Linked DNA regions of Mus musculus: region 1 is linked to region 2. Evidence: chromatin loops called from intact Hi-C (ENCODE). Cell type or tissue: left cerebral cortex. All regions are shown on one strand. Each heading gives the region's core, and the rest is flanking DNA. Links, peaks and the distances in the headings are about the cores only.

The links. A loop is a pair of places that touch in the nucleus more often than their neighbours do. Peaks named below come from ENCODE experiments on the same cell type or tissue, not always from the same donor. Only the 100,000 strongest peaks of a DNase experiment are listed, where the experiment ranks them.
Region 1: a loop joins it to region 2, with 2.8 times the contacts of the local background. A loop is called at or near these places in 3 of 42 quality-filtered maps.

The regions. Positions count from the first base shown.
Region 1 is chr3:81,808,229-81,811,050 of GRCm38, forward strand. No RefSeq gene overlaps it. Among named protein-coding and RNA genes, the nearest start is that of A830029E22Rik, 7.6 kb to the left of the region's middle. In left cerebral cortex, for the core only: no CTCF peak of the experiment used is centred there; a DNase peak (open chromatin) is centred at 1,581; H3K27ac peaks cover 409 bases.
Region 2 is chr3:81,914,663-81,917,484 of GRCm38, forward strand. LOC102640985 (a long non-coding RNA gene) reads right to left here. Exons shown (of 3, transcript XR_375741.2): 2 at 2,454-2,822; 3 at 1,927-1,982. Among named protein-coding and RNA genes, the nearest start is that of Ctso, 17 kb to the right of the region's middle. In left cerebral cortex, for the core only: no CTCF peak of the experiment used is centred there; DNase peaks (open chromatin) are centred at 1,527, 2,397 and 2,638.

The DNA of each region.
Region 1 (2,822 bases), core at 37-2,536, 110 kb before region 2:
AACAAAATATCCCCTTGGGCTCACTGTTTCAGAAGATTCATCTCATTTTCACTTTAATACACATTGTGGAGTCCTTTGTGAGGCAGAACATTTTATAATTATGCATGCAATTGACAACAAGGAACAATGCCCAAGTGTGTATCCATAGTAACCTACTATAACTTTGCATAATATATACTGATACACCTCAATTTATACACCAAATTCATCAGCTTCTAAAATGCCCCAGTATGGACCATGTGGAAAACATTTTATATTCAAACCATAACAGTAATATACATATATACCAAATAAGTATATCAATTTATAAATATTTATATGCCTGTAGGTATATGTAATGGTATAAAATGTTTAATAGTACCAAGGAAAAGAGCAGACCCACTAAATCATAATTACAATATGAGATGTAATTTCCATAGTTTTCTTTGTAAATTTTGCTTTAAAAGGAGTCAGTTGCAATGCAGTGAACTCAGTAGAGTTGTCTGAGTATGACAACTCAGCTGTCACTGGAGAGGAGTATGCCACAGGGTTCTACAGTTTTAGTTCTCCATGTTTCAACTTCTACTGCTAGGAAATGATGTTGTCAGACATCCTGAAGTATCACTTTGCTGACAATTACTTATTATGTAAAATACTTAGTCAGTCTGCTGTAACATATGCTGTAGTATATTCCAGTTGTCCAGTAAGCCATCCACCTTATCACCATTCTAAATACATAGAGTAAGTAATGTTTTCTTGATTAAGTGTTAATTCATTTTTAAATGCACAAGTAAACTTGACTTGGAATGTAGTTGAGTCTTCCCACTGGGAAGGAATAAAAAAGTACTGTCCATTTTTCTCTTAAATAAATTAAGTTTTTAAATGTCATTTTAAAAGGCTTCATAGGACAGGGGGAAAAACAATGTTAATAATCTTTTATCTCTGAAGTGCCATTTTCAGATATATCACATATTAAGGTAGTGTTGATGATATTTCTGAAGACGTTGAATTTATTGTAAAACATAGCATCTAAAACAGACTATCTCAGAGGAAGAACATCTGAAAAGCCTGAAGCTTTGAGTGTGGAAGCACAGAGAAGAAGAAGAGGCCTCAAGTACTCTGTCATAGGTTCTAGAATCACACTGTCCATGCAACAGCTACCATAAGTTGCATGTGGATAAGTACATCTCAGTTAAAAGTTCAAATTAAAATCTAATGCAACTTCAAGAATCTTCTCCTTACTTGCTAGACACATTCAAGTGATCATTGTATTGGTGAAGACAGGAACTTCATTTTGAGAGAGAGAATAAAATAGCACAGAAACACTGAAGTTATTCATGCAATTGCTAACAATTCACTGCTCGATGGACTCTAGCAAAAAAAGTTCCCGTCTAAGGATAATTGTGATTGGAATCACACAGTCTTCCTAGCTTTATGAGGCGATGGCAGAGCAGTCTTTCTGTCTTATAGACAATTGAGTTATTCAAAATAACACCCATCAGATCCCCATAGGAGTCAACTCTCTGCATGAGTCAGCAGATCTTACTTTGCCAGGAAGCTCAAGACATCTTCAGTTTCACCAGGGATGTTTGCAGCTTTCTGGGCTGACAAAAAAAATCAGAAATAGAATCCACGCACACATATTTATTGTAGCCATCATAAAGAGTGACTCAGCAACCTTGGAGGTAGAAGCAGCCCAATTCCTTCCAGCTATATTTTTAGGAGTTTGATTTAGGTCTTGTGTTCCTGTGAGGGTAACTAGGATCTACTAAGATAGTCTCATCAGTGAAATAGAAATCCAATTAATGCTTACAAAGAATCATTTGGTGATTCAAGTGAAACCCAATTTTGATAGGAATAAGAGTTAGGTAAATTTACTTTGAATCAGATTCAACTTATAAGGAAAAATTCTATATGTGACTTTCCTGGATAAGAGCCTGGTCTCCACAGGATGTGATCATGTCTCTATCAGCCCGGGGCTCCCTGAGAACAGACTTAATTCCTTATATAGCTCCTCATCACCTGAAGTGGCATGAAAAAAAAAAGGCTAAGCAGAAGGGGCAGGGAGCTATACACCCCATGCTCCAAACAGCCTCTAGGATCACCTCTCCACCGCAGTTTCTTAGAATCTCACACTTCAGATGAGTTACCAAAGGGATAGTGGTTTCCAAAGGGGAAACTAGGAAAGGGGTAACGGTATAACATAATGTAAATAAAGAAGATATCTAATTTAAAAATTTAAAAAAATTATTTTATATTTCTGTATCAGAGGTCATCCTGCAAGCACCAGTTCTCTCCTTCTACCCTTCCTGGAACTGAACTCATAATGAGGCTGGATAGTAAGCCTTATCATGGTCTTAGGTTCTATAAGAAAGCAGGTTGAGCAAGCTCTGTAAGGAAGCCAGTAGACAATATTCCTCTATGCCCTCTGCATCAGCTTCTGTCTCCAGGTTCCTGCTCTGTCTGGGTTTCTGCCATGTCTTCCTTCAATAATGAAATATGGAAATATAAGTGGCTTGATTACTCACTGAGTCATCTTTCCAGACTCCTTGATAAGTGTCTTTGTCTCCTCTGTTGAAAATAGTGACTAGGCCTGACTTTGGCTAGACTAATAAATACATAAATGGCATGATGTTAAACTTCCATATAAGAAGCAACACACTAATATGGAAATTTGACCTAATGCCTGAAGGTTCCCTAAGTAGTCCAGCAAAGGACACACATATACTATTTATAAAACACTCAGGTTTTTCAGATGGTCTTTAAAAGGCATGAAAAGGGGTCTCAGGATGACTTCTTGTGTGTGCTTGTGTGCTGTTAGTCCAGGACAGATGGGGGGAGCA
Region 2 (2,822 bases), core at 300-2,799:
TGTTGTCTATATGTGCTGAAATGTAAATATAAAACTTAAAATGTCTCTTCAGTTCAACTTTTATACATGTTGTCATCATACATATTATTCACTGGCAGCCATGGCTTCACCTTCCTTTTGTGAGATTTGGACATTCATGCAGCATCTAAAAGCTAAAATATTTTGAGCTACCTCTTTGCATGACCTCTGACCAATAAATTCATCAGAAAATATCATCACCTTCTTTGTCAATAAAACAAGGTCCGTGCTGCTATTTGGATATTTCTAGCTTTTATGAAGACCACAGAAGAGCTAATGCTTGATATAAGAATCCAAACCTCAACAGAGTTGGATAACATGGAGCTGATCATTGAAATCAATATGTCCACTCATAGACTTGGTCTCCAGTTAGCAAAGCATTAGCTTGTCTAAGACCCTAGGGTATGCTAGATATATATTTTGAATAGTTGCGCCTTAAAATTTCAAGTTGAGTTAGATATCGTGTTTACATTTTTCTGCTTTTAATGGGTCTTGGGAAGAAAATGTGCTTGAGCCAAATCTCTTGATTTCTATGACATTAATAATCATCTCTACAGATCCTCCCTTTTGTCCCATTACTCTTTTCTCATCTGCTAAGAAATAGCTTCCAGGGTGTGGATAAGAGACTATTGTTTGGCCGGTGTTCTCAGCTGTGCAATGGTGCCAATCAAGCTCAAGTTATTTTACAGTTTCTGTTTGTTTGCCTTGATTGAGGTCGTTTAGAAAGGATTCAGTTGATAGCCTAAGCTATTCTGGAACCCGCTGTGTATCCCAGGTTATCCCCATACTTATGACAATGCCATTCCTTCTGCCTCAGCTCCCTTAGTGCTGAAATTATATGCATGAGCCAATACCTAGCTCTTAAGTCATTTAAATCATTATATATAGGAACGAAATTCAAAACAAGTATAAAAGCTAAGATTCAAATAAGTCCTCAGATATTAATCTATGGAATAGATTACAGCACCAATGAGAGAAAACATGTGCCTTACTGGTAAAATTTAAGGTATATAATATATAGGAAACATCAAACTTACGTATGCCATAGCTTAATGATAAAGTAGTTTTAAGCAGACCCACAGAAATCATAAATAGACCAGGAATATTCAACCAAATACTGAGTCCAGACCAAGTATTTAATTCTCAAGACTCCCTCAATTTCAAAGCTTAAGAGGCTAGGAGTATAGATATGTATCAGATAATGTAATCTGCGGTTTTAGATCCTGGAAAACTAAAATGAGAAAATCTTAATAAAGCTCCCAGCTAATGCTTGTTTTCAGAGTTCTGCCAGTATCTACAAAATTAAAAAAAAAAAAAATCGAAGGTCACTTTCTGTGCCTGGTCCTGAATTCTCCCTCTTCCTTCTCTTGTCATTTACTCTTCCAAATGGAAATGGACAGAGCCACTGGAAAGTCTGTACAGAAGCTCACCAAGAGGAAGTGAGTCACTTGGTGAACATGTGTCAAGAAAGGAAGCCTGAGTGGGTCCAGATGGCAGGGTGCCACACAAGCCTAGCACAACTCTTCATCTTGGGCAAAGCAAAGCAAGAACAGGCAATGTTTGTAATGGCGTGCTAACATCAGTCGGCAGACACAGTCTCCATGGCACCAAAGCACATCATACAAACAAAGGAGAGCCACGGGGAAGCCAGGGCTGCACCAGCTCTCTAAGTTTTAAAGTAAAGGATCAGGATGCTAACTGACAAGGAATGATCATAGACATTTGACATGTCTGTTTAGCATCCCCATGCTGAATGGATGCCTTCATATCCCTTTAGCTACAATAAACAAAGCAGACACTCAGTGTGAAGCCTATCTGACTGGCCACCTCCATTGGTGGCAGTGGAGTCCCAGTAGAATAAGGGCTGGCTTGGACATGCTATTTACCTAAGTTTTTCCCACATCCATCACTTATTAGCTGTTCATCTCTGGGTAAGTTATTTCACATCCGTTCGGTATGGCATGCTGTGTAAATAAAGAGAAGAATGTCCTATTTATTAAAAGGATTCATGGTGACTAGATCTAGAGCAGAGACAAATTATGTACTAATATGTACCTACTAGTAAAAGCAAGGTTTCTTTATGCCTTCCTTAGCAATTATCTTATATTGCTTTCATCAAGTTCCATACTAGTCACTATAAGTAGTTTGTTGCTACTATGAAAATAAAATGAATTTACATTTTTCAGCCACATTTTCCAGACACACTCATTTGCATGCTCTCCTCCAACCACTGAATGTCATCTTGCAGGATTTTCATAAGGTATGAATATTTATTGTTATTTAAATGCAATCCTGTGCGAGATAAAATTGCAGCCTCAGACCTAATTCAGTCTGTCCTTCCTGCCTGTGCATAATATGCATATGAGATGATGTAATGAAAGACCTAGGTATCTCTGTCACTGTCCCTTCCACACACTTAAACCTCATGCTCTTACCTGACAATAACCAGCAGACAGGCAGGGAACAGGGCCAGGGGTCCTTGGGCAACAGAAATCCACTGCTGTACCATGGGAGACACTGATATGCCCCTATCCGAGGCAGACCTGCTGTGAAATGACATCGGTGCTGTCACTGGCATGAACACAGGTAGGAGATGCTCTATAGATTCCCCTCACAATTCTCTGCAGTGATAGCAGGGAATGGCGCCATCTGAACCCTCCAGTCTCCCACAACTCTAGCCCTTAATAGTTCACCTGAGACCATGCCCTGGGGTTCCGTGGCAGGGCACCTTAAAGCTACCTTTGGAGAGTTCCACTGTGCTAGGAAAAGGTATTCACTCTTGCTACACCCACATGACCAGGATT